Linked DNA regions of Homo sapiens: all the other regions are linked to region 3. Evidence: chromatin loops called from intact Hi-C (ENCODE). Cell type or tissue: PC-9. All regions are shown on one strand. Each heading gives the region's core, and the rest is flanking DNA. Links, peaks and the distances in the headings are about the cores only. Region 1 overlaps MAMDC2 (MAM domain containing 2). Region 2 has its middle 23 kb from the start of MAMDC2. Region 3 has its middle 72 kb from the start of MAMDC2.

The links. Peaks named below come from ENCODE experiments on the same cell type or tissue, not always from the same donor. Only the 100,000 strongest peaks of a DNase experiment are listed, where the experiment ranks them.
Region 1: a loop joins it to region 3, with 5 times the contacts of the local background. A loop is called at or near these places in 23 of 110 quality-filtered maps.
Region 2: a loop joins it to region 3, with 2.7 times the contacts of the local background. A loop is called at or near these places in 4 of 110 quality-filtered maps.

The regions. Positions count from the first base shown.
Region 1 is chr9:70,049,407-70,060,465 of GRCh38, reverse strand. All of the region lies in intron 2 of MAMDC2 (MAM domain containing 2), which reads right to left. Among named protein-coding and RNA genes, the nearest start is that of MAMDC2, 11 kb to the right of the region's middle. In PC-9, for the core only: no CTCF peak of the experiment used is centred there; DNase peaks (open chromatin) are centred at 5,705 and 6,325; H3K4me3 peaks cover 711 bases; H3K27ac peaks cover 2,532 bases.
Region 2 is chr9:70,015,476-70,026,534 of GRCh38, reverse strand. No RefSeq gene overlaps it. Among named protein-coding and RNA genes, the nearest start is that of MAMDC2, 23 kb to the left of the region's middle. In PC-9, for the core only: no CTCF peak of the experiment used is centred there; a DNase peak (open chromatin) is centred at 5,234; H3K27ac peaks cover 1,052 bases.
Region 3 is chr9:69,965,985-69,977,043 of GRCh38, reverse strand. No RefSeq gene overlaps it. Among named protein-coding and RNA genes, the nearest start is that of MAMDC2, 72 kb to the left of the region's middle. In PC-9, for the core only: CTCF peaks have their summits at 4,740 and 4,941 (motif pointing left); no DNase peak of the experiment used is centred there.

The DNA.
Region 1 (11,059 bases), core at 1,361-9,360, 84 kb before region 3:
TTCATTTTTTCTATTCACTGCTTCTGCCTAGATACATCCCTGAGGGAAGCACATCACTTAGGCAGGAAGTCTCCATGATGCTCGAGCTCATCTGTTATTTCTTTTTATTTAAAAAAGCCTGACAAGGTGTCAGCCTTCATAGATTGCTAAGGCTGAATTGCCACAGGGACTAAGATTCATTCATCCATTTGTCAAACATATTCTGAGTGTCTCTCCAGTGCCAAACACTGTGTTGGGCACAGGAGAATCTGGTGACACAAGTGAGAGGGATTCTTTGCTTCGAGTTTAACAGGGTTGATAGACAATAAACACAAAGCTTAGAGTTCAGCAGGGTTGATAGACAATGAACAAATAATTAAATCCACAAGAAAAATATCAGAGAGCCAATGTCCTAGTGAAAGAATTACAATCAGGTGACTGTGAGGAAGGTTGAACTTAAGGTCGATCTTAGCTCAGGAGAGAAGCTAACATTTCAACCAAGGCTTGAATGAAGAGACACAGAATGTTGTGTGAAGGTCTGAAGGAAGAGGGTTCCAGACATGCATAGGAAATGACACTAGTGCACACCCTTACCTATTTAATTCATCAGTGAATCAAGTGTACTGAGCCTCCAGTCAAGGGAGCTCATGAATTGGGTATTTGGGTGTGGCAGTGTAGGCTTCACAAGAACATAGCCTTTGATCTCAGCCCCTTAGCCTCTAATAGATCCTAACATAGCCATCAGCCATTACACTGTCTCTGGAAAAAACGATGAAGAAATCTATTTTCAAGGATTGAGGCCAAAAAGAACTGAATGTTGTAGCAGAAGCTTTCTCTCTACCTGTACTTTATTGAAACTGTCTTTGAACTGTGGAACATGGCGTTGGTTTTGTGATAATGGCACTAGATTACCTGAATGAATGAGGAAAGAACTTGTTCTAGGCTTGGGAAAGCAAGTCATAAAGAACCAAGAGCCAGCGGGAGGAGGAAAGAGGGGAGGGGGTCATGAAAGAAGAGCTTAACACGAAGGATAATAGAACACAGGTCATTATTCTCCTGTGGCTTCCTAATGCACATGTTCATGTCCCATAGCATGAACTTTGGAAATGTTAAAACAAACTATCTAAACCCTAGTTTCTTCATTTGTAAGGGGTACCTTCGTCACTGGGTTGTAAGAATTAAATGAGAGACGCATGCTCGTATGCCATGGGTCAAGAGACATTGCCCACTACAGGATGGAAAGACAGAAGACTGATCTCACTCCTCTGCCTTTATCCCACGGTTGAAGGATTTTCCCTCTTCTCAGGCTTCTGTGGTGTTTCCTGCTTCACCTCGCTACCCGTTTGAGTTCATATGCCTTTTTGCAAAACCCAAGCAGGCAAATATTACATTTTCATTTTTCTTTGTATAAGGATACTTCACTCATTTTCAAAACAAGTCCATCAAGATGATCAAGAAACATAGTTCTACTGGAATTTGTCCAGAGAATGTAGGTCAGTCGTGGGGATCCTCTGAGTGTGAGACTCTCACAGGAGTTCTCAAGTTAATCTCATTTGGAACTTGGAACCAGGCAGAAAATTCTTGTTGTTCCAGGGCACTGTGCCATTTCTAAAGAAAATGATGGATTTCAAATTTTCCCAAGTTAGAACTCATTTCCTCAAATACGAATTCAATTCTCCCTGTGTATGGGAGAACCTAGAAGAACTAATGTTTCTACATGCTTCTCTTAGTCACTCACATCAGAACTCAAGTAGAAAAGTTTCTTGCCTCAAAGTGCAGCAGAAAATAAATGAACGTTGCAATTGCTGTATCCCTCACAGAAGGCAGGCAGGAGCCAGGAAATCTGTTACAAAATATAGCCCTGCTGCCTAGGATCTTGAAGACCTGCAGGCTTCTGTCTGCCTCACCTGTCTCAACCGTAAAATGGGGATAAAAAATGACCCACCCTCACCAGGCCCTTGGGAGGGTTAAACTAATTAATAATAAAAAACACGGAGAACAATATATACCCAAAAGAAACCACTCCATATGGGTTATCTATTTTTATAACTATTATTATTTCTATCACAAGGACCCTTTGAGACCCCATGTCAAGAGAGGATGTAAACAGAGAGGTGACAAAGCAGAATGGTTATGTTCTTAGTCTTCGGAGATAAACCTAGGTTAAAATCCAGGCTCCACCAATAACTTGCTCTATGATTTTGGGAATGTTAAAAAAATTCTAAATCCCAATTTCTTCATCTGTAAAGAACATTTTCTTCATAGGGGGATTATAAGAATTAAATAAGATGATGCATGTCCTGCACTCAGCACAGTGTTTGGTGATAATTGCTCAATAATTGTTCAATAAAATAATTGTCATTATTCATATTCCTATTGAATCTTCAAGTTCAATGCCAACATGCCCACTCAGTGCTCTACAAATGCTTGCAAATGTCACTTTGGTCTTTGAGCTTATTTTTAGCAACTCAAATGAAATCTAAGGATAAAAATTTTTAAACGATTATCAAGGTATCTACTTTCAAATACTGAAATAAAACATTCCAGGCATCACCCTTAGCTCCCAGCTGAGGGCACCTGGATGGCAAGTCCTTCTGCAGCACACCTGGTGGTTTGTGATGGAAACTTAAAGGAGAATGAAATGAAATCTCAGATGGTCTCTCTCCAGGCTTTTTCCTTTGTCAACGTCTCCAAGGAAAAGTCTTTAAATCACTTGAGTCTAAAATCCGGTGCCTTTTGTGCATGACTATGATTCACTGCACATTAGGATGGAAATAATGGCAAATATTATCTATTTCTCCAAGACCAATTAATTTTCTAAGAATTCTTAGACTACTAGGCTAATATTGTGCTCAGCAAGAGATCGCTCATAAATGTGTCCAAACTTATTTTATGACAGGAATATGCTCCCCAAAGTACGAATGACTTCCTAATAACCATCTTGACAAATTAAAGGGGTTAATTAAAAATATAAACCATTTTGCACCCTTTTCATCTTCTAGCAGTTTTTATTGTGAGTAGCTGAGTTTGTGGAGAGACAAGAAGCTTGAGGAATATTCTGAGGCAACTGAGCTGTCTGCTTTAAGCTGTTACACACATAGGTCACCCTCATCCTCTCTCAAAAGCTGCATAATAGCGTACTTGATAGGCAAGAGGGCCACTTGGATCAAACTTGATCATGACAGAAATTAAGACATCATTGGTAATTATTGATATGTTCTTTAATAGGGGATGGTGTAAAAACCTGGGATTGATTTCTAACAGTTAGCAGAATTTTCTTTTGAATTCAATACTCTTTAAAGCAACAGTCCCCAAACTTTTTGGCACCAGGGACTGGTTTGTGGGAGACAATTTTCCCACAAACCAGGGGGTGGGAAGATGCTTTCAGGATGATTCAACCACATTACATTTATTGTGCACTTTATTTCTACTATTATTCATTGCAATACATAATGTAATGATTATACAATTCACCATAATGTAGAATCAGTGGGTGCCCTGAGCTTGTTTTTCTGCAACTAGAAAGTTGCATCTAGGGGCGATGGGAGGCAGTGACAGATCATCAGGCATTAGATTCTCATAAGGAGCACGCAACCTAGATCCTTTACATGTGCAAATTACGTAGGGTTCCCATTCCTATGAGAATCTAATGCCGCTGCTGATCTGGTAGGAGGTGGAGCTCAGGAGGTAATGCAAGTGATGGGGAGTGGCTGTAAATACAGATGAAGCCTCGCTTGCCTGCCTGCTGCTCAATCCTGCTGTGTGGCTGGGCTTCTAGTAGACCGGTACCGATCTGTGGCCTGGGGGTTGGGACCCCTGCTTTAAAGCAAGTACTATAAGTCCTAGTCCACAAGCCCAAGAGAAAATGAATCACGCCGCGTGCCAATACAATGCATCTTCAGATGTGTTATCCCCAACATCACTTATCTTGTATTATACAATATTCAGTACAGAACCATGTATAAGTAGTTTAAATATTTTATATTGACAACATAAGTTGACAACAAAGATACTAAAGTTTAACTCACATTTTCCTCACCAGAATTTATGAAAAAGAAAAAAGATTTTTAGAAACAACAGTGGGATTTCAGATGGCTGTTGCCAATTTTCAGGATTTGTAATGGAAAACCAGAGTTTCTTTCCATAAAGCTTATACTTTAAAGTTGGCTAATATAGGATCAAAACATACTTCACGAGAAAATTCTCCAACAGTCTACCCTATTATTCACTTTTAATAAAGTCAAAGAAATAGAAGAAATCTGTAGACACTTAGAAAACTTCCTGAGTTGTAGTTTTGGATAGATTGTTTTGGTCATAAAATATTGGTAAACGAAGGAGTCAGCTCCTCACTGAAGCAAAAGCATATTAAAGTCATCCTCTTTATAAGCATAGCCCCAAATAACACTTCAGCTCTCCTTGGCAGTGAGGCAAAAGTTTTTCAAATAAGGAATGGAAATTTCTCTAAGCATCTAGCAAAGTTATATATCACAGGACTGTATAGAAACATTGCCATTCTATTAAGAGTAATAGAATGAAGAAGTACCAAAATTCTTATCTAGAAGGGCAACCAGCTTGCAAAAGCACATTTATTTGTGTACTCTTTTAATTCTTTCACAGTAGGAATAGATGAACTTGAAGTTTAGGAATACTCCTTAAGACTGCCAAAGTATTTTAGGTCAAGCTATAAAATTTCCCTGAAGTTCTCTTCCAAGATTATGCTGAGGATTGAGAAGAGAATCCTTCAAATGGTTCCAAGAGCAAACTCTAATCTGTTATGGAAAAGAAATTAGTAAAAACTACATTTCTCTGTCTCTACTTGATGCCTTCCAAAGGCTCACCACTGCCCGGGAGACACACTAGTTGTAGGTGGGGCCTAGAACTCAGGGAAGGAGTTGTAATGTTGGGACATCATCAACACTGATGATGGAGGCAGAGGTTCCCCACCTTCTGCAGAGAAGCGTACAACTTGCAAGTCTGACTTCCTTGGTGTTGACCTCTGGAATAACAAAAGCATCATCCAACTCCAAGTGAATTAGGACCACTTGAAGTTCAAGCCAGGTGAGCTTGGCTTGACATCCCCACTCTCCCACTCTCCAACTGAGTTGCTTTGGGCACGTTATCCTAATCTCTCTGTGTCTCACAGTTTCTCATCTGTAAAATACTGATAATAACCACCTTCAAGATTGTTGTGAAAGTTAAAGATGATGAAAGTAAATGTGCTTGTCAGGCACTATTAAATGCTACCTATAGATCACAGACCTGGGCTGCATAGGAAGCTATTGCATAACTATCTCATTAAGTTTCACTGTGTACTTCTCACTCGGAACTACTTCTATAACAGAAATAGAATATATTATACAGTAACATTCCCATAGACCTAAAACATTCTCCTGCAGCTTATAAAAGACTTGTTTTTGTGTTGTTTTGTTTTTTTAAAGAGACAGGGTCTCGCTAAGTCTCCAGGAGTGGTCTTGAACTCCTGGCCTTAAGGTGATAGTCGCCCACCTCAGCCTCCCAAAATGCTGGGATTACAGGGATGAGCTACTATGCCTGGCCTTGTTTTTGTTTTTCAATGAGTAAGTTCCAGGGCACATCATAATTACCACAGATTCAGCCCAAGCTCCCACCTCCCCTGTATTTACAGTAGAAATAAAATTTCACACATTTGAAGTCGACACTCCAGTGCCCACAAGCCACTCAGTGGAGGGTACTTGGAATTATACGGGTACAAAGGAATTCCCAGGCTCTTAGGGTTTCTGAATCATCAAAGTGGAACTTGGATCTAATCCAGAGCTAGCAAGGAAGCCCCCCTCTTTTCAATCTTCTTTCTTTGCTGGTCCCTTCCCCTTACTATAGAAACAAGCTCAAGTCCCCCCTTCCTAAAACAAAACAAAACGAAAAAAAAAATAAAACTTTCATCTCAAAGTTTCTTTGTAGGTATGGTTGAACCCCTTTCTTCTCACATCTAAACTTTTTTTGCTGAGAAGTCTTTACCAACTATTGACATTTCCCATTTGTTCCACCCTACTGCATGGGGCCCCACTGATCACGTCCTCCTTTTGAAAATCCTAACTCCTTTGCTTCTACAATCTTCCACTTTCCTAATTCTTCTCATACATGCCCGGTTCTTCCTGTTTCTTTCATGTCCCCATCTCCTTCCTATACCTAATCCTTAAATGTGAGCTCAAGGCATCTTTTCTTAGCCTCCTGCTGTTATTACTTTATCCATTCTCCTTGGGTGATATCATCTCTGCTCGTAATTTTAACTACTACCTTTCTGCTAAAGGTTCCCATACTCCTGCCCAGACTATACCTGATCTTTAGATTCTTACATCAATGCCCTGCTCGAAGTCTCCACTTGGATGTGTCCCAGGCAGCTCAGAACTGATCATATCTTTTTCTACCCTAAGCATGAAGTTCCTCTTGGAACTCTCCCAACTGTTGGCACCATCAACCAAACAGCTGCCCAAACTAGAAATTTCAGAGTCACTCTTCCTCTGACTCATTACTCCTATCAATCAGTACTCAAGCCCTACCAACTTAATCCCCTTTAAGTTGCTTTATTTACTGCTTGCCTTTCACACCTAACACCCCTGCCCTAATTCAGGCCCTCATAATCTCTTCCTTAGATACATGGGTAGCCTCCTAATTAGCCTCCCCATTGGCAATTCTATCTCCCTCAAATTGAGCCTCCTCACAGCTCCTGAATGAACAGGCAGGTCCAGCAGTGAAGTAACAAATGTCCAGTGATAAAGTCACACAAATGCCTCTTCCAGAAGTATCTTGCCTACACCTTGCATCTCTGTATTACTCTTGCCCAAATATTGCTCTCTATACTTCCTGTTGATTCTGAGAGCTAACTGACAACCTTCCAATACCTCCTTCACTGCTTGATCAAATGAAAAGCCTTGACTAGCACACAATTCCTTTTACCTTCTACCACAATTGTGGGTTTTTGTGTCCTCTATTGGCCTAGGGCCGCCACCAAGGGCAGGGACCATGACTGTGAACCCTATGGAGTGTGTACTCATGTACTATGTCCTCCAACTACTAACATAGAACATGATGGATAGTAGACACTTAGATGCTTGTTCACAGTATGAATAGTCTGCAGTAGGGTTTTCTGTAAAACATATTATTTATTCATGATGCAATGAAATTATGGTAATGATACCACTTGTTTTATTATCTTATTCTTAGCCTCAGAATCCCATAAAACACATGCAAATTTCTCACAAAGTAGAGAAAGCAAATATCCTGGAAGATCTGACTTGCAAACCTGATCCTCTGCTTTCTCCATTTGTCATAACCATATATAAGAACTTCTTCCCAGAGCAGACAAATATCCTTATGTGCTTTTAACCATCAAGGTGGGTGCTATGGACATCTCACACCTGAGTACCTCAGAAACACCCGCTCTCCATAGCTAGTTCAAAGTCTGGTCATCCCTTGCCAAAAAATACTTTCCAGCCCCAGCAGTGCCACTCTCAAGGTTGCATTGTGGTTGTTTGTGATGGCAGAGAGTCAAGGGACTTAGGCATCCCTGATGGGTAAATAATCCAAGAGCTTTTTGTCCATTGGCAAATTAGGGATGAAACAGGCCATGTACTGGTGAGACAAGCTGTAATACTGCTTTGCTGTTATATTTGGAAATTACAGCATAAGCCTTCAAACTCTTTGAAGTCCCATGGTAGGAAGGATTACTAAACACAACCTCTTTTACTACAGGAAAAAAATGTTAAGGATTTTTTATTTTTTTTCCATCAATCTCAACAATGGCTTTACAGATTGGTTAAATTCAAAGTGTTTGTTGATGCCACATATTATCAGGCATTGTAAGGAGGATGTGATTCCTGTTCTCAGAGACATAACAGTCTGATGAGGTGACAGGGTGGGGACTCTTATCAGGAGATGCCAATAAGAAGACTTACACAGTGGAAAGTGCAGAGAGCCATGGGAAGGGAGGGTTTTCATCTGGAAAAGTTATGGAATGTTTTAAGAAAAAGCTGGACCTTAAAGCATAGGTGGAACCTAAATAGATGAGCATGGGACAGGAGAATAGAAAAGCAGCATTATACAGGTAAAGAGAACTTTGCAAATAAAACAAGAAGCAAGTAAGTAAAGGGCATGTTGAATGAACAGCACATTAGAGATTAATGGGAAGGAAGAGGAGAAATGTAATTTGGAGCAAACTGTGAAGGGCCTTGAATGCCAAACAAGGCATTTTGCACATTAGCCTGTGGGTAATTGCTAATCATCAAAAGATACTTAAGACGAGGGCATTTCTTCTTTCTTACATCTGGAGAAGCTGGGGAGTTGAAAGCCATTCCAATACACATTCCTCAACCATGGACACATATCACAATCACCTAGGGAGTCTGTTAGTGTGTGTTGTTTTTTAATGATGCCAAGTCTGGTCCCATTTCTGGACAAATAAATCAGAACCTCTTGGAGTAAGACCTGGATATAGCTTTAAAAAAATTTTTTTTTACCTGTTTTAATTTCCAGCCAGGGCTGAGAACCATTCTGTAGGTGAAACTATATCTATCTATCTGTCTGTCTATCTATCTATCTATCTATCTATCTATCTATCTATCTCTATCTATCTAGATAGGTAAATAGATATAAATAGATGGATATGTAATCAAACACTCCAAGAACCTAGACCTGAATGCATAACTACATTTATATGATTTAGTTGGTTAAGAAAAGCATAAGAAAAATTGAAGGAGAGTGCTGGGATAGTTGTTAGACACAAAAATCAGGGTTGACCAACAAGGATACCCAAGACAAGTTTAACTACCTGCTAGCTCTACTTATTGGGATACCCATCACCTCTACTAACATAAATGGATTTCACTCAACTTCTTCAAAACCTAATAGTTTGAAAAGATATAGAAGTAAGACTGATGCTGGGGTGATCTACCAAAGAGGTTCTGTTATTTTAAGAACCAAAATATTTAAATGAATATTACACCCCAAGATACAAGTTACCAAAACATGGTAACTATAGGCTAAAAGATTTGAAGATGGCAACAAAAGCATAAAGTCCTCTGACAAAAATTATTTTTTTCCTCCCCACATATTAGCTGACTTCTGCAATTATGGTATGGGAAACATCCTAAAAATCCCTAGGTGTCTTATTAGGGATCAGGCCAGGATTTGGGTAGCCACTTCCCATTCAGCAACTCTAATTTGAGTAGGGAGGAAACCAGATGGGGTGTTGGCCTTCATAAGGAGGAGGCTGCCCAGACACAGCTTACATCCACAGAAGCCAGTAGAGGCTTAGCAGGCAGATATTACCACCCCAGTTGGGTTAAATCTCAAGTGGAGGGGTCAGGCAAGAGAACTCAAGCACCCAGACTGATTGACAGGAAGGCCAAGGGTTAGGATCTTGTCCAAGAACTTAGGAGATGAGAGATCATAGAAGGCACCAGCACCATCACTAATGGAGCCAATTGATGCTGAGGCACTAGCAGGCTGGGGTGGGAGAATAATGAAGCAGAAAGCAAAGCATTCTTGACAACAACCAATAATTTATAGAGAAAAATGTATCATCTGCTGGGATAGACTACACACTAAGTATGAAACTCAGTGTTATTACTTTATATCCACACCTTGTTCAGCCACACAAAAGTGAGATAAGGCTTACCAGTGCTTAAACTAGAGCCAAATAAGAAAAGTAAGGTTCTTTCTCTGGTTGGAATGAAGAGTAGATGGCATAACTATAAGCAAAAGAAAACCACACTCTCCTTAGGTCCCCAAAAGCTGTTTTGGAAAGCTGTCTGAGTTAGAAAAACTAATGTTTATTTATAAAGTTTATGATGTTGATAAAAGACACATCAAGTAATAGTAAGAATAACATCAGGTTACATGTATAAAGTGCTCACTCTGTGTTAAACGTATTAATGTATATAGTCTTCACAACAATCTCATGTGATAGGTACTTTTACTATCTCAATTTTATAGCCAAGGAAACTGAGACATAGAGAGGATAAATGACTTTCCCAAGCCCACACAGCTTGAAAGAGCAGAGCCTGGATTCTAATCCAAGTCACCCAGCTCCAGAGCTTATACTAACCACGAGGCTTAAGCCGTTCTTCATGATAAGGAACTACCTTTGAAGGGGCAGAATGAACCAGGAGCACGTAGGAAAACACTTAAGGATATGTTTGTGATCTAATACAGTCATTCAACAGGTTCTTTCATTCAACAAATATATATCGAGCACCTGCTATGTGCCAGGCTCTTTTCTACACGCTGAAGATCACAGACGGGTGGGATCCCTATACATCTGAAAGAGTGAATACATGTTACATGGTATGGCATAAAATGTAGTGTTTTGTGGCTTTGTTTGGCCCCAAACACTGCATCTTTGGAATCTGAGTTCTTCCACATGTCTGAAATATAATTAGCTCTCTGATGAAGAGTTTCCAACACAACAAAGTTTCAGAGTTTAGAACCCAGAGTGGAGACAGGGATGTTTCCTCCAATGCTGGAGGAAAAAGAACTGGTGGAGAGCCAAGGAGCTGAGGCAATGTCCAAGGGCTGCCTGACTTGGTCTGTGTAGGAGGAGGCAGCACTGGATGACCTCCAAGGCCCAGCTCTAGGATCTGGGTTCCCAGGAAGCAAGGCAGAAGCAAGGCTGCCCTCAGGCACAGCACAGCACAGCCATGCTCAACCTGAGAGCAGTCACAGCCAGGGCAGCAGCGGGAAATGGCATGTGATACTGCAAGTGTAACTAGGTCACATTTCTGGGGTCGACCATCTCTCCCAGAGGGTGTCAAGGAACATCCCTGACTTGTGCCGATTTCCAGCCCCCATACAATGTGGGGATTGTACTTCTGCTTAGAGAGCTCTAAGAACAACCTGCAGACATAATGCAGGACCAAGTAGCCCCATGCAGATGAGCATAACTCGTCCCTGGCCTTATGAACTTTGTGATGCCAGGGTGGGATGCTGAATCAGCCCTCCAAAATCAGGAAAGGAGCTGTAGTCTGCAGGAAGAAGACTGGTTCTCCTCTCCCAGGAACCTGGGATCCTTGCCAGATTTGTGGCTCTAGCTGAGCCTCAAGAAATA
Region 2 (11,059 bases), core at 1,868-9,867, 49 kb before region 3:
GAGTAAATTAAACCCCTTTCCTTTATAAATTACCCAGTCTCAGGTATGTCTTTATTAGCAGCATGAGAATGGACTAATACAGTAAATTGGTACTGCAGATAGTGGGGCGCTGCTGTAAAGATACCCAAAAATGTAGAAGCGACTTTGGAATGGGGTAACAGGCAGAGGTTGGAACTGTTTGGAGGGCTCAGAAGAAGACAGGAAAATGTGGGAAGGTTTGGAACTTCCTAGAGACTTGGAGGGCCCAGAAGATAGGAAGATGTGGGAAAGTTTGGAACTTCCCAGAGCAGAGACTTGTTGAATGGCTTTGACCAAAATGCTGATAGTGACATGAACAATGAAGTCCAGGCTGAAGTGGTCTCAGATGGAGATGAGGAACCTGTTGGAAACTAGAGTAAAGGTCGCTCTTGCTATTCAAAGAGACTGGCATCATTTTGCCCCTGCCCTAGAGATCTGTGGAACTTTGAACTTGAGAGGGATGGTTTAGGGTACCTGGGGAGAGAAATTTCTAAGCGGCAAAGCATTCAAGAGGAAGCAGAGCATAAAAGTCTGGGAAATTTGCAGCCTGACGATGCAATAGGGAAAAAAAAAGAAACCATTTTCTGGGGAGAAATTCAAGCTGGCTGCAGAAATTTGCATAACTAATAAGGAGCCAAATATTAATCACCAAGTCAATAGGGAAAAAGTCTCCAGGGCATTTCAGAGAACTTCACAGCAGCACCTCTTGTCACAGGCTGGGAGGCCTAGGAGGGAAACATGGTTTCATGGGCTGGGCCCAGGGCCCCCCTGCTGCTCTGTGCAACCTCGGGACTTGGTGCTCTGCATCTCAGGTGTAGCTAAAAGGGGCCAACAGACAGCTCAGGCTGTTGCTTCAGAGGATGCAAGCCCCAAGCCTTGGCAACTTCCATGTAGTGTTGGTCCTGAAAGTGTGCAGAAGACAAGAATTGAGGTTTGGGAACCTCCACCTAGATTTCAGAGGATGTATGAAAATTCTGGGACGTCCAGGCAGAAGTTTGCTGTAGGGTCAGAGCCCTCATGGAGAATCTCTGCTAGGACAGTGTGGAAGGGAAATGTGAGGTTAGAGCCCCCACACAGAATCCCCAGTGGGGCACTGCCTAGGGGAGTTGTGAGAAGAGAGCCACTGTTCTCCAGACCCCAGAATGGTAGATCTACCGACAGCTTGTACCATGTACCTGGAAAAGCCACAGACACTTAATGCCAGCCATGAAAGCAGCAGGGAAGTGGGCATTACCCTGCAAAGCCACAGGGGCGGAGCTGCCCAAGGCCATGGGAGCCCACCTCTTGCATCAGTGTGTCTTGCACGTAAGACTTGGAGTTAAAGAGATCATTTTGGAACTTTAAAATTTAATGACTGCTCTATTGGATTTCAGACTTTCATGGGGCCTGTAACCCTGTTGTTTTGGCCAATTTCTCCAATTTGGAATGGGTGTATTTACCCGATGCCTGTACCCCCATTGTATCAAGGAAGTAACTAACTTGCTTTTGATTTTACAGGCTCATAGGTGGAAGGGACTTACCTTGTCTCAGATGAGACTTTGGACTCGGACTTTTGAGTTAATGCTGGAATGGGTTAAGACTTTGGGGGACTGTTGGAAGGGTATGATTACGTTTTGATAAGTGAGGACATGAGATTTGGGAAGGGCCGGGGCAGAATGATATGGTTTGGCTGTCTCCCCACCAAAATCTCATCTTAAATTGTACTTCCCATCATCCTCACATGTCATAGGAGTGACCTAGTGGGAGGCAGTTATCCTCATGCTGTTCTCATGGTCGTGAATGAGTTCTCATGAGATCTGATGGTTTTATATGGGGCTTTTCTCCCTTTTGCCAGGCATTTCTCCTTGCTGCCAACATGTGAAGAAGGACACGTTTGCTTCCCTTTCTGCAATGATTGTGAGTTTCCTGAGGCTTCCCCAGCCATGCTGAACTGTGAGTCAATTAAACCTCTTTCATTTTTAAATTACCCAGTCTCGGGTATGTCTTTATTAGCCATGTAAGGGCAGACTAACACAAGGACTCAAACAGGTATTTGTCCATCAATTTTCATAGCAGCCTTATTCACAATAGTCAAAAGGTGGAATCAATAGATGTTTATCAATAGATGAATAAATAATTAAAATGTGTTGTGATGGTTAATTTTATGTGTCAACTTGACTGATCACAGGATGCCCAGATATTTAACTAAACGCTATTCCCTGGTGTGTCTGTGTAGTTGTTTGCAGATGAAACTAGCATTGAATCAGGGAATTTAGGACAGCAGTTTGCCCTCCCCAATGTGGGTGGGCATCATCCAATTTATTGAGGGCCTGAATAGAACAGAAATGTAGAGAAAGGAAGAATTTGGCCCTTCTTACCTGATTGCTAGAGCACAGACATCCATCTTTTCCTGCCCTCAGTGTTTCTGATTCTCAGGCCTTCAGACCCAGACTGAAATTTATGCCATCGGCTGCTCTGGTTCCCAGGCCTTCAGACTTGGACTGAAGCTCACCATTGGCTTTCCTGGGCTCCAGCTTGCAAACAGCAGATTGTGAGATTTCTCAGCCTCCATAATCGTGTGAACCAATTCCTTATAATAAATCTCCTCCTATATATATCCTATTGGTTCTGTTTTTCTGGAGAACCCTGACTAATACATATGGTATATACATAAAATGAAGTATTTTTCAGCCTCAAAAAGCAGTGAAATTCTGATACATGCTACAAACGGATGAACTTTGAAAACATCATGCTAAGTGAAATAAGTTAGATGCAAAAGGGCAAATATTGCATGCTTCCACATATATAAAGTACCCACCATCACATTTATAAAGACAAAAGTAGAATAGGCGAGGGTTAAAGGGGATGGAGAATTATTGTTTAATGGGTACAAAAATTTCGTCTGGGAAGATAAAAAATTTGCAGAGATACATAGTGGTGATGATTGTACAACAATATGAATGAGCTTAATGTCACTGAATTGTACACTTAAAAATAGCTAAAGTGATAAATTTTACATTATGTACATTTTACCACAATAAAAAATATAATTAATTAATAATTTTGGAAATCAAAATGAAATGGAAATTGACCAGATAATTTATTTCATTACCCCTGTACTTTGGTGTTTTTCTAGATGGGAGATAGAAGAAAAAAGAAAATAAAAAATGATTTTTATTAGATCTTTTGTGTAAGATCTACTGCACAGCAAGGGGCAGGTTATACCAGAGTTATGAGAATTGAATGTTGAGAGTAGAACCCCAAAGAATTCAGATAACATAGAGACAGTCTTGCAACCAAAGGTCAGCACAGCATATTGAAAGTCTGGGCATTAGAATAACAGTCATCTATGTTCAAGCCTCCCCATTTCAGTGCAATAAAAAAAGATTTAGGAAACCTGGAATCGGCCAGAGTCTCACACCTGTAATCCCAGCACTTTGGGAGGCCGAGGAGGGCGGATCACCTGAGGTCAGGAGTTCCAGACCAGCCTGGCCAACATGATGAAAACCCATCTCTACTAAAAATCAATATTAGCCGGGTGTGGTGGCATGTGCCTGTAATCCCAGCTACCCAGGAGGCTGAGGCAGGAGACTCACTTGAACCCAGGAGGCAGAGGTTGCAGTGAGCTGAGATCATGCCATTGCACTCCAGCCTGGGCAATAGAGCAAGACCCTGTCAAAAAAAAAAAAAAAAGAAAAGAAAAGAAAAAAAAAAGAAACCTGGAATCAAGAATAGCCGAATGGGCTTATCGACTACAAAAATATCAAAAATTAGTTTTCTTTTAGAAAGGTTTTTAGATTTATTTTCTTCAATTCTAAAAAAAGAAAAACCAGTTATTAATAAGGGCAAAAATCAGAGAGAGAGCAACTGAATAATAATTAGCACAGGAAGTTTGGAGCCAAATATTCCCTGATCTCCAACTGACCTTGAGCAAATCGCTTAAGCTCTCTGCTCTTTAGCTTCCCTGGTTCTACAACGAAAATGATAGCTTCCTCACCAAGGTATTGGGAAATTCATCAAATTCACCACTGTCAAGCAAATTATGGTATGCAGAAAGCCAGGGCAGACATTTTGTTCCTTTCAAATACATAGACTATCTATAAAACAATATGTTGAGCAAGAATCACCAAATGTCCAATTGATGCACACAAAATATCCAAATAATAAAATTAGAACTTTATTTACAACTGTTAGAGTGTTCTATGTTACGGCTTTCAAAAGTCCAAACACATTGATTCCCAGCTGCACTGCAACTCCACCCTACGTATCTTGCCTCTTGTCCTGGTGACTTATTGGTATCTGATGTTCAGGAGAGGAAATAACTCAGCAAATGGGCAAGAGGGCCAGTCTTCCAGACCTCTAGACTCCCGTTTTTGTTTCCCAATCTTCTTCATCTTAGCGCAACTAAATTGCAACCCTGAATTCAAAGGTATCTTCCTAAGAACCTCTCAAATGCATGATTTACAGATTGCTTTGCAGGTAAAGCAAGCTAACTTGATCCTTTAAATAAAAGTGACCTTGTTACTTTAACAGGAAAATAATAAATCTATCTGAAAGACTTTTAGGCTTCAATTATTTTTCAAGCATCCTTAGTTAATTAAAAGAGGGCAATATACAAAAGAAGATAACCTTTTCGAGATAAACTATAAATACACCATCATTAATGAATTTCATTACAGGAAAGACAAGGCAACAAGCAATTCTAGTTTAATTCAGCATTTAACTTAAGATGATAGAATGGCAGCTTTGCAGCTAATGTTTTAAGTAGTTAAAATATTTTTACAGGGTCATCCTTTAAAATCTGACATGTGCTTCAAAAATAAATGAATATACTCCAAGGCAATAAGCTTTTGTTTAGACTTTGGGGTCATATTAGTGATTTATCTTTCTTGTTTCAGCTACAGATACTTCAGAAATATTAATTAGAAAGAAAGAATTATAGTGCTGACTAGGTCTAACTTACTATATCTTCTTTTGTAGTTATGTGGCTTTTTATTATATTACCCTGTTGAAGGGAAATTTGTTTTACACTGATGACAAACCAAAACAAATCCAGCCTTTGTGGTGGGGGAAAACTGCCGTATTTCTTGAGCATAACTGCATTGTAATGTGCTGACAAATTCAAAGTAACTGCTCTGAGTAATGAATGCATAGGGAAACTCCAGACCAAAGGAACTGGAATGGTAGTGATGGAAAGGAAATACCCTGATTTTATTTTTTCCTAAAAAGTAAGCTTAAGTTCCAAGTGTTTTTCATTCAAGAGTTCCAAATATCTTTCAACGGTGTCACTCCAAAAATGAAAAGAGAGAAAACAAAGAGACATCTGAATGCCCAGTCTGTTCCTCTGAGAAATACATGATTAATTCTCATGATTAACAAGTCTTTGTCCATTCAGCTTGACTGGCTCTGGGCCAGCCTGCTGGGAGGGGTGCTGACTGGGTGTAAAGTTATTATAGCTTCAAGAGTGCAAGGTTTGGCGTCAGACTGCCTGGGTTCGAATCTCAGCTGCGCCACTTAGCAGTTCTTTAACCTCACTGAACCTCAGTTTCTTCTGTCAATGAGAGATGGTGACAATCACAGTCTCCTAGAATGAAGTGAGATAATGTATATAAAGCACTTAGTGAAGGCCTAACACATAATAAACATTCAATACATGTTAGCCAACTTCTTATTTTTGCTATAAGCTTGGATGATTTAACAACTCCCAAGAGCATAGCCCAATTAGCATTAAAAAATTATTTGGGCAAAGGATGCCCTTATAAGCAAATGAAAAATTTAGTAGAATTCAGTGATTTCTTCCAGGTGCCCAAGGCACTTCCTGGTATAAATCAGAAGCACAAAAACCATATAATCCCAGAAAAATAATGAGAAACTATGATGTGGTCCTTAACACTGGAAAAGCCCTCGGAGGAGGGTGCGAATCAAGTGTGCAGACTTCACAGGCCGGGGAAGAACCAAGTCCTTTTCTTTTGCAGCTGGGAGGTGGATAGCCTCGGGCAAATTTTCAAGCCCATTGCCCTCTACCTGGACTCTGGGCTGTTGCAGGGAGCATGGTGAAAGTGAGGTTTGTGTGGGAGCTGGATGAGGCCTGTGACTGCCAGCTTTTCCCCATTTCCCTGATAACCTGCATGACTCAGCAGAGGCAGCCATAATCCTCCTAGGTACACAAGTCCAGGGACCTGGAAATCTCACCCCCATCTGCCACAGCAGGCTCAGCAAGAACCGCCCAGGGAGAGTCTGAGCTCAGATATGCCCACCGCGGGTCCCTATCCACACTACTACAGCTGATGATTTTGGAAAGCACCACCTCCTGGCAGGAGGCCAACCAGCACAAAAATAGAGCATTAAACCAGCAAAGGTAAGGACCCTCATGGAGTCCATTGCACCCTCTGCCACCTCCACCAGAACAGAGGCTGGTATTCATGGCTGAGAGACCCACAGACGGTTCACATCATAGGACTCTGTGCCGACAACCCCCAGTACCAGCCTGGAGCCAGGTAGACTCACTGGGTGGCTAGACCCAGAAGAGAGACAGCAATCACTGCAGTTCAGCTCACAGGAAGTCACATCCATAGGAAAAGGGGAAGAGTACTACATCAAGGGAACATCCTGTAGACAAAAGAACCTGAACAATAGCCTTCAGCCTTAGACCTTCCCTCTGACAGAGCCTACCCAAATGAGAAGGAACCAGAAAACCAACCCAGGTAATGTGACAAAACAAGGCTCTTCAATACCCCCCCAAAATCACACTAGTTCACCAGCAATGGATCCAAGCCAAGAATAATCCCTGATTTACCTGAAAAAGAATTCAGGAAGTTAGTAAGCTAATCAGGGAGGGACCAGAGAAAGATGAAGCCCAATGCAAGGAAATCCAAAAAATGATACAAGAAGTGAAGGGAGAAATATTCATGGAAATAGATAGCTTAAAGAAAAAACAATAAAAAATTCAGGAAACTTTGGACACACTTTTAGAAATGCGAAATGCTTTGGGAAGTCTCAGCAATAGAATTGAACAAGCAGATGAAAGAAATTCAGAGCTCAAAGACAAAGTCTTCAAATTAACCCAATCCAACAAAAACAAGGAAAAAAGAATAAGAAAATATGAACAAAGCCTCCAAGAAGTCTGGGATTACGTTAAATAACCAAACCTAAGAATAATCAGTGTACCTGAGGAAGAAGAGAATTCTTAACACTTCAAAAAACCCCTCTTTCTACCTCAGTGCCAATACACATTTACACATAAAACTTTGAGTTCATCAGGATTTACACCTAAATGAACAATCATCCAAGAACTGACAAAGTACAATCTATCATTTAGGACAGAACATGAAGGATTTGATTCAGTTAGATTTATTGTGAATATGCTGCGTGATAGCACTTTAGGTGACAGGTGTTAGAGCTGAGATGATAACTAAATTACAGTGAATATTAGTGAAGTAAAGGAAGAATTTAATTGATACCTTCATGTCTCTCTCAAACTGGAGAGTTTTTTTTTTAAGGTAGTAACCCTTTGGGCTCATGAAGAATCCCTGTAACAGTTCTAAATTGTTTTATGTACTTAAAGTAGCTTGAGACTGAGTTAGAACTGCAATGTTAAGATAGCTAGTAGGTATGTTAGAACAAATTAATTATATCCAAAAAGCTCTTCATCTATTTACCATGCACAGTTATTCTGAGATTTACTATGCCATCCAAGTGGGACTCAAGAAACCTAATGAAACTCACTATTTATGCCTATAACACAGCAGTAATATTTCAAGACCATCTCATTAGTAGAAATATTTGCAGTCAACCCATTTGGGATGCCCTTGGAAAAAAATACGTGAAGCGTATCAAAAGAACATAGTTCTCTTTCAGCACAGGGGTTATTTGTCAAAATGTTAGAGCAAATGACAACATTAGATTAGTTCAACTGGTTCATTCTTTCCCCCAGAAAACTATTTAAAGATGTCAGACCACTTAAGAATCTGCTGAGTTTAGAGTGAATTAACACAAAATTGTAAATGGTACTTTGCTTTCAGAGAGAGTAAACATTTAGGAGAAATTAGATGCAAAGATTATTGCCTCTATTTTTCTATCTGGTAGCTTCCAATAAGTTAATGCAGTGCCATCCACACACCTATTTAGCTTTATTACTAAATTTTAAAATGATATCGCTTTAAGAAATAAAGAATCTTTAAGAAATAAAGATCTATAAAGCTGCTCAGTTTGCTCAGCCATGCTTGCCCCTACAAATACCCCACGGCTTCTGAAGATAATGCTTGTTGGCCATAAGAGAGGGACCTCATTCCTGGGACTGTGAGAATAAGAGAGAATTCAAACAGAAGCATCTCAATACACACAAGATTTTACTCTTTTCCTGTGACACAACCCACTGGCACGTTTAGAGCCTCCCAAGCCCGAGACTGGCTTGCCTCCTTAAAAATTCAGACTCGGTCTTCATTCTAGTGTATTGGTTGAGAGAATGGCCTTAAATTCTCTCTTCTAACATTTACTTCCGGTAAAGAGGGAAATTACTCTTTGGGCCATGGCTTCTTCATCTGTAAAATAGGGATAATAAGAGTAACTACCTCATACAGCTATTAGAAGGACTAAATAAGAAAAACCATGTAAAGCACTTAGAACTGACTAGCACATCATCTTCATTCTTCTGCTTCATGTTCATGGTAGAAGGCACCAAGCTGGGTGCCAGCATTCAATGATGGAAGAGAAGAGGCAGCCTCCCCTCAGGACTCTCACAGGCTAGCTGAGGAGCAGACATGAAAGTGAATCACTGCACTGCTTTCATTGAGACATATCAATGCAGAGGCCATAGGAGATCTCTGCTACTCTGTTAGGGGTTACGCCAGGGATTTCTGAAATGCCCCAGAACTTCACAGGACAGAGATACTTTGGCACACCCTTGAAGGATAAATATTATGTGGATGCCAAAGTAATTGCGGTTTTTGCAATTAAAAGCAATGGCAAAACCCACAATTACTTTTGCACCAACCTATTACAACTTTCCCTTCAGTTAAATGATCTAAAATCTGCCAGGCATGGTAGCTCACACCTGTAATCCCAACACCTTGGGAGGCCAAGATTGGGGGATCACCTGAGGTCAGGAGTTTGAGACCAGCCTGGCCAACATGGTGAAACCCCATCTCTGCTAAAAATACGAAAATTAGCTGGGCTTGGTGGCAAGGTGCCTGTAATCCCAGCTACTCAGGAAGCTGAGGCACAAGAATCTCTTGAACCCGGGAGGTGGAGGTTGCAGTGAGCCGAGATCACACCATTGCACTCCAGCCTGGGCGAGACGAGTGAAACTACGTCTCAAAAAAAATAAAATGACCTAAAATCACATTTGTACTGTTTGCAATTATACCACATTACATAATGCTGCCACATGGAAAAGCCAGGGCAGGCTCACATCACTCAGACGCCCAAGCATAGGGGATTAGAGATTATAGTCTCATTCGGTCTGTGTGTACATAAACGCTGCTACACTTTTTCCCTAGGCCCAAGCTAAGTGACAAAATGTCTCTAGGGTTTTGAGTTGTCCAGAAATTTGGGTCAAACTAGGACTTTAAGAGTTATTGTAATGGCTTTCCTTAGGAGAAAGGTCACATAGAATTCCCTCTTGGCTTGAGAAAAAGTTCGTTTGCATTTATGACACTATAACTCTTAAAACAGAGAGTTTCTCTCTCTATTTTGACCACTGAGAAGCTTGGGAACAAACTGGCCACATGACAATAGCAACGATATAAGGCTGCTTTTTCCTCTTGTTCTGAATTCTTACCCACATCTGATACCTTTGTCGTTTAATTTTTATGGCATGCATTTTTGAAACAAGTTCAAATGCTCTCAGGATGCGAAGAAAAAAATGCTTTTAGGACTCTCAAATTTATGAGAAAGTAATTCAGTGGTGCCCTTGAAGAGTGAATATCCCTTCTCCCCCTAAGGCTTCATTCACTTACAGAGAATTTACTCATTGATAGATCTAGGATAACATTTTTAACCATCAGACACCAGGGGGCTGTTTTCCTGTGGGGAAAAAAAGTATCTTATATAATTTTCTTGCAAAAGAAATCATTCAGACGTATTTGCTAGAGCAAGCAGTCCATGTAGTACTAAACTAGCTAAGGACATATTTGAAGGAGCATGGTGGAGAGGCCAGTGGAAACTCTGAAATCAGGGAGTTGGAGCAGCTCCATCAACTGCCCAACTGGACAGCCACCAGGACCACTTCTCGTAGAGGCTTGCAGGAGACAAACTGTGGCAATGGAAAGAACTAAAAGATTAGGAGATACACACACACACACATACATACATACACACACACACAATCAAAACAAAACCAGTAACACTACAACGTCTGAACAAAAGGCCACTTTTAGGAATTATTTTTTTAACTGGACAACTCCATTTGTACCATGAGGATCAGTATAAAAGTCCAAGTTGTCCCTGCAATTAGAAAAAGATGCTTATATCAAATATCCTCATCAAAATGAGAAGAACTGAAGTGACAGCATTATGTAAAGCCATATAGACACAAGGTTACTGTTGGGGAGGAAAGATGTCTTTCCTCACTAATTTCTGGGTTTATGGCTGAGGCCCCTATAACAAAAGGTAGAAACAAGAGAAAACCATACAAGTGTATTTAAGTTTTACATGATATAGGAGGCTTAAGACCCAAAGAAACAGGGAAACCTATGTATTTTTATGCTAAGTTTAATGAAGAAGTGGATAGCTGTGGCAAAGTATGTTTGGACAAAGAGTGTATGATCTAATGGTAATAAACTGGGAGGATCTTAGCAAGGCCTGTTTGTTCAGATTCTTCTCTGTGCCTCTGTGTCTCTAGAGGCAAGGACATTCCTTTCCTGTGGGTATAGGGGAGCACCTCTGGAATGAAGGTTTTATGACCTGCTTTAGGGGAGTAGAATAAGGGAAAGTGAGAGTGATCTTCCTGCTTCTGCTGTTTTTCCAAATGCCAAGCTGCCATATTTTTGAGTAACATGTCCTGAACCCCATCAATGCATTTCATTCATGTAGCTACACAAACACACACACACCAGCTACATAT
Region 3 (11,059 bases), core at 1,783-9,782:
TCTTTCTTTAATTTTTTCTTTTTTCTTTTTTCTTTTTTCTTTTTTTTTTTTTTTTTGAGACGGAGTTTTGCTCTTGTTGCCCAGGCTGGAGTGCGGTGGCATGATCTCGGCTCACCGCAACCTCTGCCTCCTGGATTCAAGCGATTCTCCTGCCTCAGCCTCCCGAGTAGCTGGGATTACAGGCATGCACCACCACGCCTGGCTAATTTTGTATTTTTAGTAGAGACAGGGTTTCTCCATGTTGGTCAGGCTGGTCTCTAACTCCTGACCTCAGGTGGTCCTCCCGCCTCATTCTCCCAAAGTGCTGGGATTACAGGCATGAGCCATCAAGCCGGCTGTTTCTGTTCCTTCTAAATCTGGGTTTGGTTGTACCCTAAACACACTCAGTTTCTTTAATGTTTCCTCAGTGAACTTCTCATTAGAATAACCCAAGATTACAGAGTAGGCATTTCTTTTCTAAAGCTACTTATCCTTCTTAAGTGATAGTCCCTTTTAGAAACTGACTATGGGCTCACTTCGCCTTTCTTAGACTAAAAAAAAAAAAAAAAAAATCCAATGGATGTGTCTGAACATGCCCATTTGTCCGTTTCTCTGCTATTACAAATTCCAAGGTGAATCAGTCATTTCCTCCCATGCTTCCCATACCTTCTGTTTCACCAACTGGCCTTTCCTTTTGGTCAGAATTAAGTGGAAGCTCGATTCCCTTTGTCCTCTAATCAGCTGTTCCACTTTTAGCAGTAGGAGCCTCCCAGCAGATGTTTGGAGAGTTTAAAGTCATGATATCACCGCATCACTATTATAGGACCAAACAGTCCTCACCCCTCCTCACTTCTCTGTGTCTTTTCATCTCTGCACACATGCTGCCATGCACAATTCTGGAGTTTTCCACCTGGCACTTTGTTAATATCTAGTGTTCAAGTTGAGTGGGAGGGCTGGGGCTGAGAAAGCTTAGAGCACCAGCTAGACATGGATCTAGAGATGTGTCAGTAAGTGGGGTCCAAACCAACCTTCAGGTCCTGGAAGTACATGAGTAAAGGACAAACCCTCTGACTTAGTTTAGGGGAACCATGTAGTTTCAGGGACCTAAACTGCACTCCAGCTCTGGCAGTAGAGCATGTGGCCGAGATTATGGCAACCATGACATTTGCTCCATAACCACAGTGATTAGTTCAGCAGTGAGCGCATAACTTCAGTCAGACTACTTAGAGAAAACCTCAGGACTCCTGCTGGGGATGTTGGGAGGGAGCTTCTCTTGCCTCTGAGGAGAACAGGAAGCCCATAGAGCTGCTTGTAGCCATCTTAGGACCACAAGAAAATTTCGTTTTAGATGAAGTCGACACCATGGAAGGGGAAACAAAAAAATGAAAGCAATCAGGTTCTTGATAACATCATTGAGCTATAAAACCAAGGGTTCCCTTTGGCCGGCCTTCCTTTGGATTTTCAGTTCCTCTTAATATGAAGCCCATATGAGTTGGGGTTCCTATTCAAAATATGTCCTTCCATTCCATAACCAGATCCAAAGTTCTGTTTCACCAAGTTGCAACAACAACCATGAGACTGGGTTAAAATACTAAATTTATTCATTTTTTAAAATTACCATTACTCTGTTTATTAAACCCAAGCCAAAAAAAGTCATTTTTGTTTGTTTTATTTTTAATAAAAAGAGACTTGGGAAAATGTATCATTTGGAAAATGTCAATAAAGAGAGACAAAGTTGCAAGATATACAGGATTGTTAAAGGAGCAGGTGTCAGGAACTAGCCATGACTACAGGGATTTGGGCTGAGATAAAAAGAAGACACAGAATTTTCCAAGAAATAGGGTTCAAAAAAGAAGGATGAGGTAACCTACGTCAGGGATGGAGGAATCCGATGAGTTCTCACTGATGTGAAAGACAGGGTGGGAAGGCCAAGAGGCCACCCATTTGCGGGCTGGTGGGAGCAGGGCCATGACTGGCTTGGTGTTCAGAATTGATAGGATGTTAGGTGAGTCAGAAAAGGACTGAAAGACTAAGAGAATAAAGAATGACTGGACGCTGAGAGGTGATGCAGGGAGAGAAGGTGAGTCTGGCAAAACTGAAGGAGTGGAAAGGTGGAGGCAACACCCTGTGATCAGAGTCGGCTCTGAGCTCCAGCCACTTAAGGACATGTTCATCTTCTGCTCCCTGCTTTGCCTCTATGAACACTACAATAAGTATGATGAATTATTCTCTCCAAATGCTGTATTTCCCTAATATGATCCCCCTACGCCCTTGTTTCCATGGCCTCTGTCTCAGTCTTAGGCACAAACATGTCATACCTGGGCAGTGGGTGGCAGAAACTGGATCATTTAGTCAAATGTTGATGGTATATGTGAAGTTTCATCCCCCTTCCCCTGCCCCAGCCACGTACATGAACATCCCTTCAGTCCTACAACCTCCACAAGAAAAAGCCTATAAAACATCTGAAGAAGCTTTATGGTTCTCTTCCCTCCCAATTCCATGTTACTCCATGGTAGGAAAAGCAACTTGTACAAACCTCAAAGGGCCACAGAGATTATCTACACCACTTCTCTACCTTTGAAATCGGTGAAACTGAGGCCCAGAGAAATACAGATACTCACACAGTCAGCTAGTGGTCAAGCTGGCATGAACACTGCAGTGCCCTGAGCTGTAGCCCAGCATCTGTCTCTCCACACAATGAGGGCCTCTTCATCTTTGGAATTCTCACCTCTTTTTACATCAAACAAAACTTGGCTTAAGACCCATGATTTGCCGGGTGTGGTGGCTCACGCCTGTAATCCCAGCACTTTGGGAGGCCGAGGTGGGTGGCTCGCCTAAGGTCAGGAGTTCGAGACAAGCCTGACCTCGGGGTCTCAAATAGAGACCCCGTCTCTACTAAAAATACAAAAACTAGCTAGGTGTGGTGGTGGGCACCTGTAATCCCAGCTACTCAGGAGGCTGAGGCAGGAGAATCGCTTGAACCCGGGAGGCAGAGGTTGGAGTGAGCTGAGATCACGCCATTGCACTCCAGCCTGGGCAACAAGAGTGAAACTCTGCCTCAAAAGACAACAACAACGACAACAAAAAACCCTCATTTATATCAAAATCCATCCTTGTTTCAACATGATTCCTGTGTTTGGGGTGTGTCGGAGGTCGGCGGTGGGGGGTGTATTTCAGTCTCTCTCCCCACTAGAGTAGAAGTCTCTCCAGGCATAAACCACCTCCCTGCCTCTCGCACTTCTCTGTCCATTTAAATCAGTCCAGTTCCATACCCCACCCTGGGACTATAAGTCCTGAAGAGACAGGGACTGTCTTACTAATCTTTTTGTCCTTGGGTCCTAGGAGAGTACCTGGCACACAGTAAGCGCTCAGTAAAAGCTTATCTGATAAAAACAGCTCTGTGTCCCAGCACAGGGGCTCGTGCCTATAATCCCAGCACTTTGGGAGGCCGAGGTGGGTGGATCACCTGAGGTCAGGAGTTCGAGACTAGCCTGGCCAACATGGTGAAACCCCAACTCTACTAAAAATACAAAAAATTAGCCAGGCGTGGTGGCAGATGCCTGTAATCCCAGCTACTAGGGAGGCTGAGGCAGGAGAATCACTTGAACCTGGGAGGTGGAGGTTACAGTGAGCCGAGATTGCACCATTGCACTCCAGCCTGGGAAACAAGAGCGAAACTCTGTACCAAAAAAAAAAAAAAAGAAAAGAAAAAGGAAAAAAGAAAGAAAACAGCTCTGTGAAACTGTAGAGTACATGGCCACAAATATTGACTGCTGATTTCATATTCTTTATCATCCATCCAGTACCTCAAGCAGTAGAAGAAGCAGGTAAAAGTTAGTTTCCAGAAATAGTTTAGCAGTTCTTCAAAAAGTCAAACATAGAATATCATATGACCCAGCAATCCCACTCCTAGGTTTATGCCCAAAACCCTTGTATAGATTCACTTCACTCTGCTTATCCAGTCATCAGTCAGTGGGCATCTGAGTTGTTAACCCTGTCTTTTGGCTGCTGTGAACAATGCTGCTGGGAACTTTTATATATGAACGTATGTGTGAGCAGATATTTTCAACTCTCTTGAGTATATTTCTAGGAGTAGAATTGCTGGGTCATATTTGGTAATTTTTTTTTTCATATTTTTTAACTTTTTGAGGAACTGCCAAACTGTTTTCTACAGTGGCTGTACCATTTTACATTCCAGAAATATATGAAAATTTCATTTCTCCCCATCCTCACTAACACTCACTTAAAAAATATATATATATAGCCTTCTTATTGGGAATAAAGTAGTGATTTTGATTTCCCTAGTGGCTAGTGATGTTGAGCATCTTTCCATGGGCTTCTTGGTTATTTGCCTATCTTCTCTGGATAAATGTCGATTCAGATCCTTTGTCCAAGATTAAAACTGGATTGTTTGTCTTTTTGTTATTGAGTTGTAAAATTCTTTATACATTCTGGATACTAGGCCCTTATCGGATATATTATTTACAAATATTTTCTCCCATTCTGTGGGTTCTTTTTAATTTCTTGATTGTGTCTTTTGACACACAAAAGTTTTTGATTTTGATGAAGTCTTTATTCTTTCTTTCTTTCTTTCTTTCTTTCTTTCTTTCTTTCTTTCTTTCTTTCTTTCTTTCGTTGCTTCTGCTTTTTGGTCCATGAGATCTTTGAACTCCAGCTTTCACTACCAACTAGGTCACCCCTTTCTCACTTTACTTTCTGGAGAACGAATCTGGTGGGACCCTGACTAGTCAATGATTGGCTGCTCCAGGGGCTGATCAAGGGATTTGAGGACCAGGAGTAACAGAGGGGGAAGGGATTCTGTGGTCAAACAAGACCACCAAGTGTATGCTTTCAGCAAGGGGTATGAGTGAGGGATCACTCCCAAATAGGGCACGTGGGATGACCGCACTCTCCCCCTACCAAGAAAATTGTCTCCTCACTGATCTGACACCTGGCAGCTGGCTGCCACCCAGTGGCGGAAACGAGAAAGGCTTAGGGGGTGCTAGTTTACAGTTGCTAGTTAGGTGGCTACAAAAACATTTTGCTAGAAATTTCAGTTAGGTCACACGTTGGGGCAGGATGGGTCTGGCGTTTGGATTGTTTGTGACTCGGTTGGGTTTAAGTGAAAAAGGGGCTTGTCTTTCTACTTTTGAAACTGCTGTCACTGTCACCAGCGCACTGCCTCCACGTGATAGAGAGCTGCATTCTTGTAGGTAGGCATCACCGTTTTAGCTGGAGAAGTTTGCTTCATGACCCATATGTGTTTCATTTATATGCTACTTCTACTTCTTAAAAATAGATTTCTACCCTGCCAACAGCAGGCCCCTTAATTTGAGGTGATTTTCCGGCAGTGTGTTAGGACGAAGCTGTGGCTGCGAATCACAGCACACCTAACCTTTCGTCTTAAGTTTGACCTTCTTACTTCAAACTCTACACAATCAAAATAAGTAACCATAAATTGGAGAGGAAAGAGACGAATACACACAATTAATAAACTAATGATTTAGAAGTAATAACCCAGTAATAATATCAGGGTACTCTTCACCACAATTCAATTCAACTGTTGATTTGCTAATGACAGAAATCCATCTTGAATGAACTTAAATAAAAGAATGAATTTGGCAGGGCACAGTGGCTCATGCCTGTAATCCCAGCACTTTGGGAGGCAGAGGTGGGTGAATCATTTGAGGTCAGGAGTTCGAAACCAGCTTGGCCAATATGGTGAGACCCCGTTTCTACTAAAAATACATAAATTAGCTGGGCATGGTGGTGGGCGCCTGTAATCCCAGCTACTCGGGAGGCTGAGATAAGAGAATCATTTGAACCTGGGAGGTAGAGGGTTGCAGTGAGCCGAGATCGCACCATTGCACTCCAGCTTGGGCAACAGAGTGAGACCCTGTCTAAAAAAAAAAAAAAGAATTCATAGTAAAGATGTTGGAGTATCTCAAAATCAAAGGTAGGTTGGATAACAAAATGATGAGAGAGGAATGTGTGTTATGGGGCCTCATGGGTAGTGATAGCCTAAACTTGGTCTTCAACTCTTCCTCTTTCTTTCCTTATGCTTCAGTCTGTGTTGATTTCAGTCAGTCTCTCTGCAAATGAGCATTTCCACATAGTAGGAAACATAAACACTGAAAGCTCCCATATTTCATGTTGCAGTAAGGGGCTAAATCATTGCAGAAAACAGCCACCTCTCCTGCAAGTTCACGCAGAAAGCATACACCCAGGGGTCATGCTTTACCAAGTGATTCCTGCTCCCTCCACCACTCTACAATTAGGTGTTTGCAAAATCACTGGGAGAGCTGGAGATGCAGGAATTAGGCTGAGATTCCTGGACTGACTTCCAGAACAATAGTGCAGTTTCCTGCCACAGTCAGAAAGCCTCTGCTGCTCTCTGTGCAAGTGAAATGGATGGCCTATGTTCTGCTTCTTGATACCCACAAAGCTAAGAACCAACCACTGGGACTTCAGCTGCACCTGTCACAGAAAAAAAAAAAAGTCTGTGTATCATACTTGCCCCAAAACAGCCCACAATGTGAAATTCTGCCTTCCCGATCTCTCAAGGGCATTGACTGGGGTCAATTAAGTTATCAGAAAAACCAAGCTATTAAAGAATCTGGGTGATGTGTTTCATTATAGGCTGAATGTTTGTGTCCTCACCAAATTCATATGTTGAAATCTAATCCTCAGTGTGATGGTATTAGGAGGTGGAGTCTTTGGGAGGGAATTAGGTCATGAGGGTGGAACCCTCATGAATGGGATTAGTGCTCTTATAAGAAGAGGCCAGAGAGCTAGCTGGCCCTCTTTCCACCAAGTGAGGAAACAAAGAGAAGTTAGCAGTCTGCAACCCAGAAAAGACCCTCATCAGAACCCAACCATGCTGGCACCCTGATCTCAGAATTCTGGCCTCCAGAATGATGAGAAAGAGATGTTTGTCATCTAAGTCACCCAGTTGTCACAGCAGCCTGAACTGACTAAGCCTTGTTCTTTAACTTTCCTTCCTGTAATTTGCAGTCATGTTACAAGAGATTGTAATGGAGCTGAGAGAGCCCATCTGCAGTATCTGGAACAGATCCTGACTCTTTCCTTCCATTTTCAGATTTACACTTTTATGGAAGAACTCTGCTTGGAATAGACAGAGTCCTCTATCCACCCCTGGACTAAATAATGGTGACTGATGGGGAGCCACACAATTGGATAAAAGCGAGGAAGGACCACTTCAGACAGGGAGACTCCTCTGAAACCACCTGGTTGGACAGGAGTTAGGGGAAGGCCTTATGAGGCCTTCAAAGCTCTTGGTGATCTTGGCCACCTAATGACTTGTTGACTTCATCTCCTACTTCTCACCCACTTGCTCACCTTGCTCCACTTTAAGGATACCAAAGCCCATTCTTACTCCAGCTATTGGGCAGGCTGTTCTCTGTGCCTGGAACATCCTTCCCTGAGATAGCCACAGGATTCTCTTCCTTACCTCACTCAAGTCCTTGCCCAGATTTCACTTTCTCAGCAAGGCCTACCCTGACCATCCCATTTAAAATCGCAGCCTGTTTCCCTCCCCTGGCACTCACAGTTCTTCTTATCCTGCTTCATGCTAGTTTTTTCTCTATTCACACATTGCTTTCTATCATATCCTTTTTTTAATTTTTTTTTTTTTTTTTTTTTGAGATGGAGTCTCGCTCTGTCACCTAGACTGGAGTGCAATGGCACAATTTTGGCTCACTGCAACCTCCGCCTCCTGTTTTCAAGCGATTCTCCCACCTCAGCCTCCTGAGTAGCTGGGATTACAGGCGCCTGCCACCACCCACGGCTAATTTTTGCATTTTTAGCAGAGACGGGGTTTCACCATGTTGGTGAGGCTGATCTCGAACTCCTGACCGCAGGCAATCTGCCTGCCTCGGCCTCCCAAAGTGTTGGGCTTACAGGCGTGAGCCACCGCACCTGGCCTATAATATTATTTACATACTTATGCTTATTGTCTTTCTCCCCTCTCCATGATGGCAGGAACGCTATTTTTAGACAAAGGAAAATGTTCTGTGCAAAGAAAATAAGAGTTGTCTACTACAGCCAACAATTATTATGTACTGTGTGCCAGGCACCATGAAAATTTAAATGCATAAGGCATGGTTCAGGCACTCAGAAACCCCCCCAAAATATCTCCTTAAAAAGAAAAAAAAGATGGGGGGGATCTTTTTTTCTTTTTCTTTCCTTGCTTTTTTTTTTTTTTTTTTTTTTCCTGAGACAGGGACTCACTGTCACCCAGGCTAGAATGGAGTGTTGCAATCATAGCTCACTGTAGCCTCGAACTCCTGGGCTCAAGCAATCCTCCCACTTCAGCCTACCAAGTAGCTGAGACTGCAGGTGCCAGCCACCACATCTGGCTAATTTTTTTTGTTAGTTTTTTGGAGAAATGAGGTCTTGCTATGTTGCCTAGGCAGGTCTCAAACTCCTGGCCTCAGGTTATCCTCCTACCTTGGCTTCCCAAAATGCTGAGAGAAAAATCTTTGATGACGAAGTGAGAAGTGGTATGCTAAGAGGAATCATGGTTCGAAGAAGGGAGTGTATCACTTGTTCTTGTACAAACAGAGGATGCTATAGAGGGAGAAGCCCAGGCCTGAACCAGACCTTCAAAAGATGAATGAATTCAGGTAGATGGTAGAAGTAAGGAGGATATTCCAAGGAGGGATAACTGCATGAATAAAGATGTAGGATCACAGGAGTTGGGGAGAGAAAAATGTTCCCCGATTCATAAAACAAAAATTATGAGCTACAAAGAAGTAACTAATACACTAACATGTTCCCCTTCCCCATGTCCCCAGTAGTCTGTGTGTTTGTGTTTAATATTTGACCAAAACCTGCAAGGCAGTGGGTGGGAGATTTCCCCTTGGAACAGGGCATAGGAAGAATCTCTGTAAACCCTAAGCTAAGGCAAAGGCCTCACTTTATGCCTTCCTTGATGTAAAATTGCATGTGGGCAACCTAAAGTAAGAAGGTCAAGAGAAGTGCTCCTATAAAAGATCATGAAAAAAGAGGGATTGTAGAATTCCAGTCTCACTGGAGTCTAAATTAGCAGTTCTTTAATTTCAGCATGTAGACGAGTGGCCGGGGATCATGATGCATATTGGATGTGTGTGTTTCTGTGAAGCTTCCCAAAGTCCCTGATACTTTATTATCTGGAACAATTTGCTTCTCCTTCTAAACAAGTCCCATCTTATCCAAGCCCAGGAAGGCTTTGCCTTTCACCACTAAAAAGACCTCGAGAGCATCATAGTGTTTTCCTAAGAAAAGTAAAATTAAGAAAAAAAAATCTACCCTGAAGAATTACATCCCCTTCCTAGAAAGCAGAAGATGTTGCAGTCATTTTTTGTTTCAGATAGAATTCTTTTCTTCCACTCAAAAGTGGTTTGCACAACCATGGTGGGCAGAATAATGGCCCTCCACAGATGTCCTCATCCTAATCCCCAGCACCTATGAATATGTTACCTTATATGGTAAAAGGGACCTTGCAGATGTGACTAAAGACCCTGAGATGAGGTATTTTTTCTGAGTTATCCAGATGGGCCCAATCACACGAGTTAGCAAAATCTGGGAGCCTTTCCCACTGGTCAGAGGGAATGTGACCACAGAAGAAGGGCCCAGAGATACAGCATTGCTAGCTTTGAAGACAGAAGAGACCATCAGTCAAAGAATGGAGATGTCCTTTAGGAGCTAAAAAGGCAAAGAAACATATTCTCTCCTAGGGCTTCCAGAAAGGAAAACAGCCCTCACCTTGATTTTAGCCCAGTGAGACCCGTGGCAGATTTCTAACCTCCAGAACTCCAAGATAATACATTTGAGATGGCCAGGTGCACTGGCACACATCTGTAATTCTAGCTACTCGAGAAGCTGAGGAGGTGGGAGGATTGTTTGAGCTCAGGAGTTCATGTCCAGCCTGGGCAACACAGTGAGACCCTAGCTCTAAAAAAAATAAATAAATAAGGCCGGGCACGGTGGCTCACGCCTTCAGCACTTTGGGAGGCCAAAGCAGGCAGATCATGAGGTCAGGAGTTCAAGACCAGCCTGGCCAACACAGTGAAACCCCATCTTTACTAAAAATACAAACATTAGCCGGGCGTGGTGGTGTGTGCCTGTAGTCCCAGCTACTTGGGAGGCTGAGGCAGGAGAATCAATTGAACCCGGGAGGCAGAGGTTGTGGTGAGCCGAGATTGTGCCACTGCACTCCAGCCTGGGCAACAGAGCAAGACTCTGTCTCAAAAAATAAATAAATAAATAAATATATACATACATACATACATTTGTGTTAAGCCACTTTTTAAATTTTTACAGCAGCATTAACAATGAGTGCGATGATATAAGTGAACTTCACAGAGATTTTAAAACACACACACATAATGGCAGAAACCACATGGGACAGGGAGGGCTACTCTTCCTGGCCATTCTCTGATGACAGGTTTTCTCCCCCATCGCCTAGTAACTTGAGTGTGGAGGGAGCCCACAGTGCTCTTCTGCATGTGCTCCTTACACTCTTCAATACTGTGAAAGCAAGGACAGAAATACAAAAATAGAAATAAATGGAAAGCACACTGTTTCAAATGTTCATAAGAGGTGACTGTGTTTTGTAAACTATATTATCTCATTTCTCTTGATGTTTAGTACAGTCTTGTTGAATGTCCCAGCTTTACCACCACTGAATTTTGGAATGTTCTGGGAAATCATGTGTTCATCATTGAGCTGAAGCATTAAAAATTGAGCAGATCTCACCCATCCCAAACAGAATGGTGGTAACAATAGAAAATCATAGGGGATCCTTAAAGGAGAGATCATAGAAGACAAGATTCAGATCCACAAAGTCCAGCCATTTGACCTTTGTAGGATAATCTTCCTCCAAGGTTGGCCATGGAGGACACAAATTTTATTCAATTTGAACCTTAATATTGGGCTTTTGTGGCATTAAATTAAACAGGGAAATCCCACACCTTTTTTCCCAGAATTTTTTTCTTTCTCAAGCTCACCATCAAAAGCTATTGCTGCTTCAGTTGGCCTCTTTAAAACTTCAGTGAATAACTTTCTGATGAGGTGACTA